Linked DNA regions of Homo sapiens: region 1 is linked to region 2. A link is a contact called in ENCODE Hi-C data. All regions are on one chromosome and are shown on one strand. The core of a region is the stretch at or near the end of the contact, and the rest is flanking DNA. Distances in the headings are between cores, read along the strand shown. Region 1 holds the start of BTBD9 (BTB domain containing 9). Region 2 holds the start of SCUBE3-AS1 (SCUBE3 antisense RNA 1).

Region 1 (6,776 bases), core at 284-2,783, 3.4 Mb before region 2:
AGTTGCAGACAGGTATAAGAGAAACCAGGAGAGTATTACACTAATGGATATCATTCCATATGGAAGAAAGACATTGTGAATGGAGAGTAAATGTTTCCCTAACAAACATATCCATATTTGAACTCATCATCATACTCCACATATCTGGTCATCCTCCTAAGAAATGTCACCATCACTATCTATAATAGTAACTTAGACACTTGTGGATAATCAAGACTCATGTAGCTTGCCATCTTGCTAAATGTTACCACTGTCTACCTCAGCACTCATGCTAGAAACCTGGCCTACTCATTTATCCGCACTCAGTGCTGTGAATTCTACCACCTTAATGGCGCTAACATCTATCCCCTCCTCTATTCCCACTGCCAATGCCTTGTTTAATGTTCTTATCACTTGTCTGGAGTACTGCAATGGCCTAAAAATGGGTCTCCCTGCCCCAAGCCTTGCTTTTCCTGACCATTTTCACTTTCTACTTTTACTCATGAAGCTTCCTTTGCCCGGAATTAAGTCCTTCCCAATTTGTCTCCTCCAACAACTGCAAGGGCGGTCCCCTAGCTTGCTCCAGCGTCGGGGATAACTGACTTTCCTACACCAGCTACAGTCAGACCTGCACCCGGATTTCTAGGACTCTTATCTATGTAGATAGATAAATACATTTTTTTGAGACAGTGTCTTGCTCTCACTGCAGAGGCTGGAGTGCAGCGGCGCGATCACGGTTCACTGCAATCTTGAACTCCCCAGGTTCAAGCGATCCTCCCACCTCAGCCCCCCGAGCATTTGTGACTACAGGCGCGCGCCAACATGCCCATTTAGTTTTTGTCTTTTTTGTAGAGACGGGGTTTCACTATGTTACCCAGGCTGGTGTCGAACTCCTGAGCTCAAGCGATCCGCCCACCTCGGCCTCCCAAAGTGCTGGGATTACAGGCTTGAGCCACCAAGTCAAATGGGCTTTATACTTACAAAGTACCTTTGCATACCTTATTTCATTTTCACCTCACAATTCTCCAGCGTAGGCTGGACCGGTATTATTATGCCCATTTACTGAGAGAGGAAACTGAGAGTCAAGGCTGGGCCAGTCACACCCTGCTGCGAAATTAACGAGCATCACTTAGCAGCCTCGACATTAACCGCGCTCGCGCTCTCATCCCTTTCTGGTCCTACTCCTTGGAGAACCTTCCTGCACCTCCAAGAACTTGCCGATCGGGTCTGCGGCGGTCTGGACGAGGTCACTCCACAGGCGCCCAGGACCTTCTCATCCGTAGTGACGTGCGCCGGTGACGCCATACAGTGACGTGTGGTGACTCGACTTACCCGGAGCCAGGTGCCGGCAGGGCAGCCACACCCTGGGGCCCCCTGTTCTGGAGGGGCAGAGGGTCGGGCCGATGCGAAAAAGCCGCGGAAGCTGCCTTAGGCGACTTTCTGGGCCTGCATCGCCGGACCCAGCAGCCCGCTGTCGATCGGTTGCTAAGTGACGCCAGCGCGCAGTGGCGCGTGCGCGGCCACGGCGGAGTGCGTGAAAGCGGACGCGCGCCGCAGCAGCCGGGGCGGCGGCGAGGACGGCGGCCACGGAAGCGGCCAAGGGGGCGGTGGCGCAGAGAGGGGTGCGGAGCGGGCGGAAGAGGCGTCTGTGTCGCAGCTTGGTCTCAGAGGAGCATCGCTGGGGTGAGTAGCCGGGTCCTTGCAGGGGAGGTGGGGCCTGGCCGCACCTGCGGCGCGGGGACGCGCGCCCCCGCCGTATCCGCGCGCACCGCCCCCCGCCCCTCCGCCGCTTTTTCCGGGGGCGGGGGAGGAGCTGGGACGGGGCCTGACGAGGGTCATTTCTTGGGCCCGGGTGCTCTGGGAGAGCGGTAGCCGTCCCGTTCGCAGTCCACGAAGGTGTAGTGGGAAGTAGACGTTTCGGGGATTCGGGGTGGCTCTACCAGCCTCCCAAAGAGAGGAGTTCGAATCAGGGGCAGCCCAGGTTCCCTAGCAGTCTCGTATCCTGTCTGAGACGACGTTGCCTGGGACTGAGGAGGCGAAACCCGGGACCCCGGGGTGGGGGTTTGGAAAGTTTGGGACTGCTGGGGCCCTCATCTCCCCTGCCCTGGCCAGCCTCTGAGTAGGAGCTGGTTGTTATGGAGAGAGTTGTGAATCAGTGCCTGCGTGCGGCATCAGACACACCCACGACCTTGGGAGGGCGACCTGTCAGTATAGATCCGGGGCAGCCAACCTGTTGCCTAGAGTTTCTAACTTCACATGTATGTGCATGTGTTTCCTTGGCGTTTTAGTACATTGTTGTTACAGATTTTGAGACCAAGGTGCTGATAGGCATCCTCATTTCTTACTTCCTCATAGACTTAGTTATCTTGCTATATTTCCCAGAACCGTGTTGTGCTTTTGTCATTAGTAGATCCAAGGAAGTATGGAAGCATGTTTTGTTTGTTTTTCCTAAAGGCAGTACAGGCTGCTATTTTCTGGGCAGAAAATACGGATTCTGTTCACTGTGTGGGCGGAAAGTGTTGATGATGGGAGAACCCAGCATGTAAAGGTGTAGCTCATCCTCAGCCCTGTGCTGTCTTCTCAGTGCTCTGGACTCTATCATGGGTAGATGTATAGGGGTTGTGGTTACCATACTTGGGAGCGAGGAATATTGGAGACAGGGAAGAAGCCAGTCTTTTCTTTCTGTTGATTAAGGCAATTTGTAGAACCAGTGAAAAGATAGGCTGTACTGAAATCTAATGTTTTGTGTAAGAGGATAGAGGAAAATAAGTTCAAGGTTCTCATTTAGGTCTAAAATTCTATGATTCTGTTTCATAACTGAGAATCTGTAAAGTATGTTACCTCTTGGAACCAGTAATAACCTTGCTTTGTAACACTTATTAGATTACTCGGAATTCAAAGTGTCTTCCTCCCTCCACTGTAATAGCTTTTAGGACAGGAGTCATCTGTGTTTTCCTCCTTGCCCTATGTCTAACACATAGGAAAAATGTGCTTGCCACAGAGTAGGCATGCAATGGATATTTGTTATATAGCACACTATGCTCAAGTGGTGTATCTATGTATAGAAAGCATTGAGTTCAGTCCATCAAGTACTTAATACATGTGCCTCCCTCTGCCCAGTATCATGATAGGTGTGGGAGGAGGATTATGGAGTGAAAAATGACATAGAAGACCTGTCTTTTTTTTCCCTTTGAGAGCAGTAGTCTAGCTAGGAGATGTATAAAATAATTATAAAACCAAGTTAAGTAGCAGGTAACCAGTGCTGTTTGAGGACTATAAATGTGGTAGAAAATCAGAAAAGATAGGATGTGTAGGCTGAGTTAGGGAACTCTTTGAAAGAGGCAAGATTTGACTTGGTCTCTGAAAGAAGTTAAAATTTGTTAGGAAATAAACCAGGAGCTGAGAAAATAATAATGTGAATTTGGTTGTTGGAGGATATACCAAGACGACTTTTATGTCTGGTAACTGGAGCGGAACGTCTCTTATAGGGGAATACTGGAGAGAGATGGCTTAGCAGGTTGGGAAGGCAAAGTGTTAAGGATTAAGGCGGGCTTATCAGCATCCCACTGTTAACAAGATACAGCCTTCTTGTAAGGTGGGATAGAGGTTGTATTAATCAGAGTACAGTCTTTGACAAGAATAAGTGTTATCCTTACTTGAAAGTAAAGGATATTACGCTTGAACCAATATCAGGTTGTTAATATACTTTTGATTTCAATTACTAATTGGAATCGATGCCTCACTAATGTGCATGTATTTTAGGTAGTCAGTGGTGCATGTCTCATTATCTAAAATCTACCTGATGTACTTGGGCCATTGTATTGGAAATTTACTGAAATGATGTACCAATAGTCATCCAGTCACACTCAGTGACATAGTTTTGCTTGGGATTATCTCTCTGAGGTTTGTCTTTACTGCTGATCCTGTAAAATATACAAATGTTAGTTGGGAAAGGAGTCTTTCTGATGAACGATGCTTAAAAATACTGACCAAAGAGATTTCAGAATAATTAAAGACCCTGCTGCTGAATATTGAACCCTTGGTCTTTATTTATAACATCTTCTGTTATGTGAAAATTCTTTTGAGTGGTATGTAAACCTGAAGTTGAATTGCTAACCAAGATGTGTAAAGTTACAACTGCAAATGTTGCATTATTTAACAACTCAGCAGATACTTACTGGGTGCTGGCTATGGCGAGACACTTCGTTGGGTGCTGGGAAGACAAAGAAGTTAAGACACAGTATATGCTCAGCATACTAAGTGTTCATCAGAAGAGATAAACCACTAACCATTATGTGCTGTGACAAATTAATCACTTTTGGAATGAATAATGTGCTGGGGGAGTAGAGTGCTTTGGCTGGAGAAAAAACTGATAGGGAACATGTTGAGAAGAAGGGGATGGAGCTTAGCTCTGAGGGTTAAATAAAATTTCGCCACATGTAGAGGTGGAAGAGAGCATTCCAGGGGCCAGCATAAGCAAAGTTGCTGAATATTAAAATTAAATAGCGCTTTTGGAAATATCTTGAGTTGTTTCTTGTGGGCAAGAGAGGGGAGAGGGCTGAACTCATCTCAAGAACCCATTCCTGAGATAATGAACCCATTCCTGCTATAATGGCATTCATCCATTCATGAGGGCCTAATCACTTCTTATTGCATGGGGGAAGTGATGAGGCAGGAAGCTGTTTTTGGAGCCAAATTATGAGGGGGTCTTCCACTTCATCCTAAAAAGTCTAGACTCCTCCCATCCATTGGCAGTGGAGAGCCATAGAAGGTAGAATAATCAGAAAGTTGACAGTTCGTGTGCAGATTGCATTAGAGTAGAGAGGCAGGGAGACTAGAGTGTAGGTGAGAAATGTTGGACAATGGGAATGGATAGATTTTGGAGACATTTTTAGATGTTAAAATCTCTACATTTATGACCAGCTAGAGGTAAGGGAGAGTGAGAAGTCAAAGATAATATGTCTAGTTTGAGCAACTGTTTGCTTATGATGACATTAAGTTAGAAATCACAGGAAGAGGAACAGGTTTGAAGTGGAGAGAAGAAATAATGGCAGTGTTAATTCTGAGGTTTCTGTGGGGAGTTTAAAAAGAGAGATCCACTAAGTAACTGGAAATGCTACTTCAGAGTTTATGAGATGGTTAGGGACAATTGTAATATAGATGTCCGCTGAGGCTGTGGGAGTAGCAACCTTCTAGGAGGCATGTTAGTATAGTAGTTAACTTAGTGGACTTTGGAGTTAGGAAGATGGCAGGTCAAATCTCTGTTATGCTGTTTATTGGTTGGCTGACCTTTGGCAAGTTATTTAACTTCTCTAAGCCTAGGCTTCTTATCTGAATTAAAGAATTGTGGAGATTATACATGTGCACAGTGATTAACACAAAGGTACTATGTGCACAGTGATTAACACAATGCCTGTCTTATAGATGCTTAATATAATAAATGGCAGCTGTTGCTGTTATTGTTAGTAGTAGTTATAGATGTAGAGATAGTAGGAGAGGCCCCAATGCCAGAAAAATGGAGAGTGAGAACTGGAAAAGATGGTGAATGGAACTTTTGGACGTTTAAATCAGTATTTAAACTTGGATCAGTTCTTGTCTTTGTTTTGTGCTGCTATTTCATATTTTATGTTTCATAATGGCAGCACAAAACAAACTAAGACAAGAACTGATCTAAGTTTAATTTATAAAGAACAGTCTGGTTAATTTATAAAGAACAGAAATTTATTTCCTGATAGTTCTGGAGGCTAGGAAGTCCCAGATCAATGTGCCAGTATCTGGTGAGGGCCTTCTTGCTGTGTCATAACATGGCAGAAGGCATCACATGGGTGAGAGAGAGAGGGAAGGGGGCTGAACTGATCATGTCAACCTATTCCCACTCTACTGGCATTAATTCATTCATGAGAAAAGAGTCTTCATGGCCTAATCACTAAAGATCCCACCACTCACTGCTGTTGCATTGGGGAATCATGTCTCCTCTAACACATGGAGGACACATGCAAACCATAGTAGTTCTAAAATTTGAAAATGCATTGGGTAGACCTGGAGGTGGCCAGGTGTGGTGGCTCATGCCTGTAACTCCAGCACTTTGGGAGGCTGAGGTGGGTGGATCACTTGAGGTCAGGAGTTTGAGACTAGCCTGGCCAACATGGTGAAACCCTATCTCTACTAAAAATATAAAAATTAGCTGGGTGGGGTGGTGCACACCTGTAATCCCAGCTACTCAGGAGGTTAAGGCAAGAGAATCGCTTGAACCCAGGAGGTGGACATTGCAGTGAGCCGAGATTAGGCCACTGCACTCCGGCCTAGGTGACAGAGCGAGACTCCATCTCAAAAAAGAAAAAAAAAAAGAAATAGCTGGAGGCTTTGGTAAAGCACAGATTTCTGGGTCCCACCCCCATAGTTTCTGATTAAGTAGGTGTGGACTGGGGCTTGAAAAATTGCATTTTTGAACAAGTTCCCAGGTGATGCTGATGGTGCTGTTAGAGGATAGATGAAAGAAAAGGAACCAGCACTAACAAAGTGGTTGAAGTGTATGGAGAACCAGGAGATAGTTTAGAGAAGAATAAGAATTTTAACAGCCTCCAGACTCTCTAGGTCTACCAGTCTGATTTCCAATTTCGTAGAGCTTATCTCATTCTTATTTTTGTTTTCTCCAGAATCTATTATAATGCCTGATACATAGCAATAACCTTTGAAGCTGCTTAATACTGTCCTGGTGCATGATGGCATGTACCTCACACACAGATTTCATTTATCCTCTTTTATCTCTGATGAGTCATGGGGAGGATATGATTTCT
Region 2 (6,475 bases), core at 1,281-3,780:
TCTTATTAAATCTGTTGTTATAGGGGCCTAAGCCATGAACCTAAGAAGATATTTTCCCTCCCCTACAAGGTGCAGGGGCTTCAGGGGATATGAGATCAAAAGTCATGAACAGCAGGATGAGAAAGTCACCAAGTTACATGGCAAACGGTAATAGAAACCTTGGGGGTCAGGGCCAGTCTTGGTGGCTCACGCCTATAATCTCAACTACTTGAGAGGCTAAGGTGGGAGGATCTCTTGAGGCTAGGAGCTCAAGAACAGAAACCTTAGGGATCAAGGAACGAGCTGATGTTGTATTTAGGAATTACTAGAAAATAAGGAATAAGGAGCTGAGGTTGAGTAAGTCTGGGGGAAAGACAGGCAATGGAGTAGGGTTTTGTTTTGTTTTTTTAAACTGTGGGTTCAAATCTTAGCTCTGCTACTTAGCTGTGAGAGTTTCTGGTTCATTTCTCTGAAACCAACCAACCAACCAAACAAAAATATGGGAAGGGAAAATGGTGGATATAATAATAATTAACTCTTGGGGCTGTTGAGACGTAAATTTAACTTATATATCCAGAGCTTGGCACACAGTAGGTATTCAGCAAGCCAATCGTTATTGAGGCAAAATCAGGGTAAGAACCAGAGAAGTGAGGCTACAGCAGAGATGAGAAGATAGGGATTCCAAGATGTCAGTAGTAGCAACATAATGCAAGGTATGGGCCACATGTTCAGTCTGTTAAATCCCTAGCACTCAGGACAGAGTAAGATCCATAGCAGCTTCTCATTTCTAACAACAGCTTATGCTAAGGGTTCCCATGAGCCAGGCATGGTGCCCGGTGCTTTACATATGTTATGTCAGGCACTACTATTTTCTCCCTTCGCAGAGGTGGAGACTGAAGTTAAGACAGGCTAAATAATATACCAAAAGTCCCATAGCTGAAGGGCCAGAATCAGTCTGGAACCTAGGTTTGTTATGAACTCAATGCCCCCAAATGAAGCACTCTGCTATACTGCTTTGCAAACATGTTAACTGATGGGGCCTGATCAAGGGAAATGGGTATGCACTATGAAGAGTGAAGAGGGTGATCCGGGAATGAGGGAGTAAGGTTCATGATGCAAGCAGATCCTGGGATGAGGTTACAAGAGGAAATTTCCAGGGTGGGGTACAAAAATGATTGCAAAAAATTATTATCTTGACTGAGAACTGCATAATTTCACAATTTCACAGACGGAAGGAAACTCAAAGATCATCTAACCCAACCTCATCACAGTCATGATGAGAAACTGAGGTCCAGACTGAGGAGGGGACTTCTCACAGGTCCCTAAAGCACAGCAGTGACAGAGCTGGGACCACACACTGGATTGACTGGATTCTGGATTGATCCAGAATTCTCTGATGCCTCCAATTATTACTACTTCATATTAATCTCTATATCCTCCTTAGCACCAGAAAGGTGCTGGACGCTTGTAAGTCATGTGCTGATTGACACTGAAGGGCTGGGATCGCAGAGAGAGATGCCAGTGGGGGTGATTTTAGGATAAAGGCAGACGTGGAACGAGGGTCATACGGCTACAGGATAAAGATACTGAGGGTTGTGTACAAGGTGAGTGCGTGGAAAACTATTGGAGTAGGGCTTAGGAGTCGCCAGCAGAGTTTTGAGGGGAGTCACCGAGTTTGTGGGGAACACAAGGTAGAATCGGGGGGGTTACTGGGCCAGGAGGGTTACCCAGGTTTGGGGGTCACTAAGGAGGAGTGTGGGGATCTCAGGGTCATGTGAGTCACCGGATTAAAACTGAGGGAGTCACTGGTTGGTGGGTCTCTGAGAAGTGCTGGGGAAATTCCTGGGTTAGCAGCCAATGAATAATAACCAACGGTTACCTGGTGAGGTCTTGGGGTCAGTGGGTGGGGTGTGGGGTCACAAGGGTGGAGGCGGGCGCCGTCACGGGGTGAGGTTTGGGAGTCACGGGGGAGGAGCCGCAAGGCGGAAAAGAGGGGCAGGGACCCTGGGTGGGGGAGGGGGCCCGGCCGCGGTCCAGCGGCCAGGCCGCCCTGCTAGGGCCGGAGGGAGGTGGGCACGCCGGGCTCGGGACCTTCCCGGGGTCCTGCGCCCGCCCGGCCTCCCGCCCTGGGCATGGTTGGCCCACTCCTCCCGCAGCCACCAACCTGACAGCCCCCGAGGGCGACTCCGCCGACAGACCGCCATGCACCGGGCCCCGCCACCAGCGCCGGCCCCACAACCCGCCTGCGCCATAGCCCGCCCGCCCGCGCGCAGCTTGCCTCGCGCGATATCCAGGTTCCAGGGCCGCCGCACTTTCCTTTCCTCTTGGCGCGCCTCTACCGGGCCCCGGAACCCGTATAGAAAATACCGGGCACGGTCCACCCCGCCCCCCGCTTCGCCGCGGCAGCCATCCAACTTATCCTGGTTCCGGGGCTCCTGGAGCCCAGGCGGCCGGGATCTGAACCGAGCTCTTCGGAGCCCCGCCCCCACCAAGGCCGGGGTGACGCATGGCCAGCGAGGCTGAGCGCCCAGGGAAGGCGTGCTGACGTCACGACGCCCGGGTCAGGGCCTGGGCGCGGCTCGGAGCCGGGTCGTCGCTATAGCAATCGGGAACCGCTACCTGTCCATTCCAAGGATTCGGTCCAGCAGAAGCGTGAGGAGGTGGCGGAGGCCCCGAGGGCTTTGCGTCATCACTTCTGCGGCCTGCGGGCGAGAAGGTGCGCTTCGGGAGTAGCGCGGGAGGACAGGAGGCGCAGGTTGTGAGGGACGCAGGCCCTGGGGCTTCGGTCTCTGTCCTCCGAGCTCAGAGCCTCCAGGCTTCTTCCCGGCCGCGCGCTCAGCACTCACTGTCTTACGGTCCCGAAGCGCTTTAAGGTGCGCAGTCCGCAGGCCTTGCCTACTGATCTTCCAGCCACCCCTTGAAGGAAGCAGTTGCAGGTATTAAGAGCTCCTTATTGAAAAGGACGATGTAGAGGGGCGGTGAGGGACTCGCCTCCGCAGGGAGGGCGCCCTGGCGGTCTTCTCAGGTTCTCTCTCATTCCCGCGTCAGCTCCACCGTCAGGCTCGAAACCGACTACTCCCTTTTGTAGGCTTGCTTTGGGTTGAACATAAAAACCAAGCCCCTTTACTATTTCCCTGCTGGGAGGGGCTGCGATTGGGAAATTTTCAGAAACCTGAGGGAAAATTAAAAGGGAGCGAGCTTTCGGTAAAAAATCAAATTAAAAAGGAGGGGCGTTAGAGAAGGAACTGGTAAAGATTGCCTTTTAGGAGAGGAACTGGGTGGCTGGAAGAATGAGGTGAGAAACTTTCCCCTCTCTATCCTTTCAGACTTTAACTGGTTTCTTTTGTATCTTCCCCGCCCCGAAAACAATTTAACTTAATAAGAATAATTTTTAAAGGACGTAAACTAGACACAGTTACAAAGTACGGGGTTTGGGGCTTGTGGTAGCTAAAGGTGTCTTTGGGGATGCGGGCATCCTTTTCCTCTCCTGCCTGAAGAGCTTAACTAGAAAGCCCCCCTTTCGGTCTTAGACATCCCCTCTTCCTGACTTGTTCTGGCTGGGACCAGAGTTCAGTTTAGGTAGGCCAGTGAGTGACATTTGATGGTTAGAATTCCTACGGTTAGAATTAATCCCTTCTGTATCTCCTAGTATGGAAATAAACTGCCTGGCCACTATGCTGCCCTCTTTCCATTCCTTTTTGGTGGAAGTTTGACAAGTTATTTCCCATAGAAAATAACTTATAGGCCGGGCGCCGTGGCTTAAACGCCTGTAATCCCAGCACTTTGGGAGGCTGAGGCGGGCGGATCACGAGGTCAGGAGTTCGAGACCAGCCTGGTCAACATAGTGAAACCCCCCCTCTCTACTAAAAATACAAAAAAATTAGCTGGGCGTGGTGGCGGGCGCCTGTAATCCCAGCTACTCCGGAGGTTGAGGCAGGAGAATTGCTTGAACCCGGGAGGCGGAGGTTGCAGTGAGCCAAGATCGCACCATTGCAGTCCAGCGCGGGCAACAGTGTGACTCCGTCTCAAAAAAAGAAAAAAAAAAAGAAAAAGAAAAAGTACCTTATAGATACAGAGAGAAGATTAAGTAGCTCCTCTTATAATATGAATTGAGGGTTAGAAATACCGCAGGGAATAGAACTCAGGCTGTACCTGAGTTTGTCCCTCTCCAACCACCCTTTTTCCATAGCTCTCTCTGTATATATATATCTGTCTTTTCTCACATTCCTTACGGATCGTAATCTGATGGCCAGTCACCTCTGCAATTATACATTTAACAAGAGCTCTGGGAAACAGTGTCTGAATCTGAAGTAATGATCCTAATGGAAGGTAATTTCAGGTTCTCAGGAGAATTGGTGAGGATATTTTGGAGGGCAGTATTGAAGACCATTGCTAGCAGTTTCTCTCCTATCCCTTCCACTCAACATATAGGCTGGTGATCTTCAGACATTTTTTAGAATGAACCCATAAAAGAATTTTGAAGAGCTATGTACCTCTTGTTCATTTTTAAGTTGATACCTAAATTTTCCTTCATTAATTTAAATACTTATAGAGGATACAATTTCAAATTTTGACATCTTAAACTAAGACTTACATCATTCTTTTTTTCTGAGACGGAGTCTCGCTCTGTCAACCAGGCTGGAGTGCTGCAGTGGCGAAATCTCAGCTCACTGCAACTTCCCCTTCCAGGTTCAAGCAATTCTCCTGCCTCAGCCTCCCGAGTAGCTGGGACTACAGGTATGCGCCACCATGCCTGGCTAATTTTTAGTAGAAACGGGGTTTCATGGTGTTAGCCAGGATGGTCTCGATCTCCTGACCTCGTGATCCGCCCGCCTTGGCCTCCCAAAGTGCTGAGATTACAGGCATGAGCCACCACACTTGGTCTACATCATTCTTAATGTATCTGGCAGGGCAGGCACAGTGGCTCATGCTTGTAATCCCAGCACTTTGGGAGGCTGAGACAGGCGGATCCCGAGGCCAGGAGTTCGAGACCAGCCTGGCCAAGATGGTGAAACCCTGTCTCTACTAAAAATACAAAAATTAGCCGGGCATGGTGGTGCGTACCTGTAGTCCTAGCTACTCGGGAGGCTGAGGCAGGAGAATCACTTGAACTCGGGAGGCGGAGGTTGCAGTGAGCTGAGATCGTGCCACTGCACTCTAGCCTGGGCTACAGAGTGAGACTGTCTCACATTAAAAAAAAGTATCCGGTGGATTCCAAGTACCCTAAAAATCTAATGCCTACCATCATCCACTTAAAAATATATGAACAAGCTCTTCAACAGAAATTTTATATGGTTCTCTTTCTCCTTATACTTTGAATTCCATTCACTTCCTGTAATCATTAGTATATAACTTACTAAACTTTTTTTTTTTACTAAATATTACTAAATACTAAATTTTCCTAAATATTTTTAACATTTTTATGACTTGTGAAACCTAAAAAGTACAATTTTTATTGAAAATGCATCTGTTAATGAGAAATATGGTGTTTCTCCCCAATTAGTTCAGGTATTCATGGATTAATATTACCTAATGGTAGAAGGAGATAAGGTGCAACATCAATCCTTTACCTGTTTTTTATTTTTATAGACATGAGTATTGAGAAACCTTGTTTCCACAATTGGGAAAGGAAGAGATTTGTTACAATGATATTCTTTGAGTCTTTGAACTTCTAAATTATATGCCAACAATCACAGAGTGATCTATTAATACTATCAAATAGAGTCTTCTTTTAATTTTGTTAAAAGCAAAGGATTAGAAACCACTGAACTTCCAAAAGGATTTAGTTATTAGAGTCTCAGTTTTGGTTTTATTAAACATGATTATTAATTATCTGTGACCTTTACACTCAGAGACACTTTGTTAATCAGATATTGATTTCCATACTTCTTTGCCTACACAATATTTTTTGGTAAAATTCTTTAATTATTACATGTCTTCAAGAACTTTTTGTTAAACTGAAATGCAGATTCAGCTCATTCACTGTATAGAAAACAACTGCCATTTGTGGAATTGGCAAAGCCAGTTTTCATTTCAAACCAATCAGCCAAATCAGACCTACTTTCTGTTAGAAACATGTCTGACTTTATTCTTCCATTCAAATAAATATGTTAACATTCATTTTGAGGAATATTATAAAAATTATTAGGAAATAAATGATTAACTATAGCTTATAAAATGGACCACTGATAAACCAGTCAAGATTAAAATTATTTAGACCTACTATTAACATAATAAATGGTAAAAATAAGATAGTACTGTTTTTCATTATATAATTAGGAATAATGCTGTATAATGTATAGTTAAATCCATCAGTTTTGAGAAGTCATATAGAAGGCATATATTCCCTTGGTAAATGTGTGTGCCTGCTTTCATCAAACTCTTGTTGTTCAGCTTTTGGGAACAATTAAATGAGAATCATGTCTAAAAATCAGAAATAACTAATAATCTTGTTACACAAATTTTTTTCTTCTGTATTTTTTAGAAAGGAAAGCTG

The links. Hi-C counts contacts between places; a loop is a spot of excess contacts on that map. Pooled maps may share reads with other maps.
Region 1: a map of B cell shows a loop between it and region 2 (39-fold over the local background). The contact joins the promoter of BTBD9 here to the promoter of SCUBE3-AS1 in region 2. A Hi-C loop is called at or near these places in 2 of 168 maps with a recorded cell type or tissue (B cell and CD8-positive, alpha-beta T cell) and 4 of 50 pooled maps.

Annotation. Positions count from the first base shown.
Region 1 is chr6:38,634,686-38,641,461 of GRCh38, reverse strand. It overlaps BTBD9 (BTB domain containing 9), which reads left to right and starts at 1,533. Exons shown (of 11, transcript NM_001099272.2): 1 at 1,533-1,662. LOC105375044 (a long non-coding RNA gene) reads right to left here and starts at 1,067. Exons shown (of 3, transcript XR_926767.4): 1 at 978-1,067. RefSeq lists enhancers at 1,191-1,270, 1,071-1,571 and a silencer at 1,671-1,870.
Region 2 is chr6:35,255,510-35,261,984 of GRCh38, reverse strand. SCUBE3-AS1 (SCUBE3 antisense RNA 1) reads left to right here and starts at 2,530. Exons shown (of 4, transcript XR_001744102.2): 1 at 2,530-2,695. ZNF76 (zinc finger protein 76) reads right to left here and starts at 2,250. Exons shown (of 14, transcript NM_003427.5): 1 at 2,144-2,250. RefSeq lists silencers at 1,818-2,137, 2,148-2,267.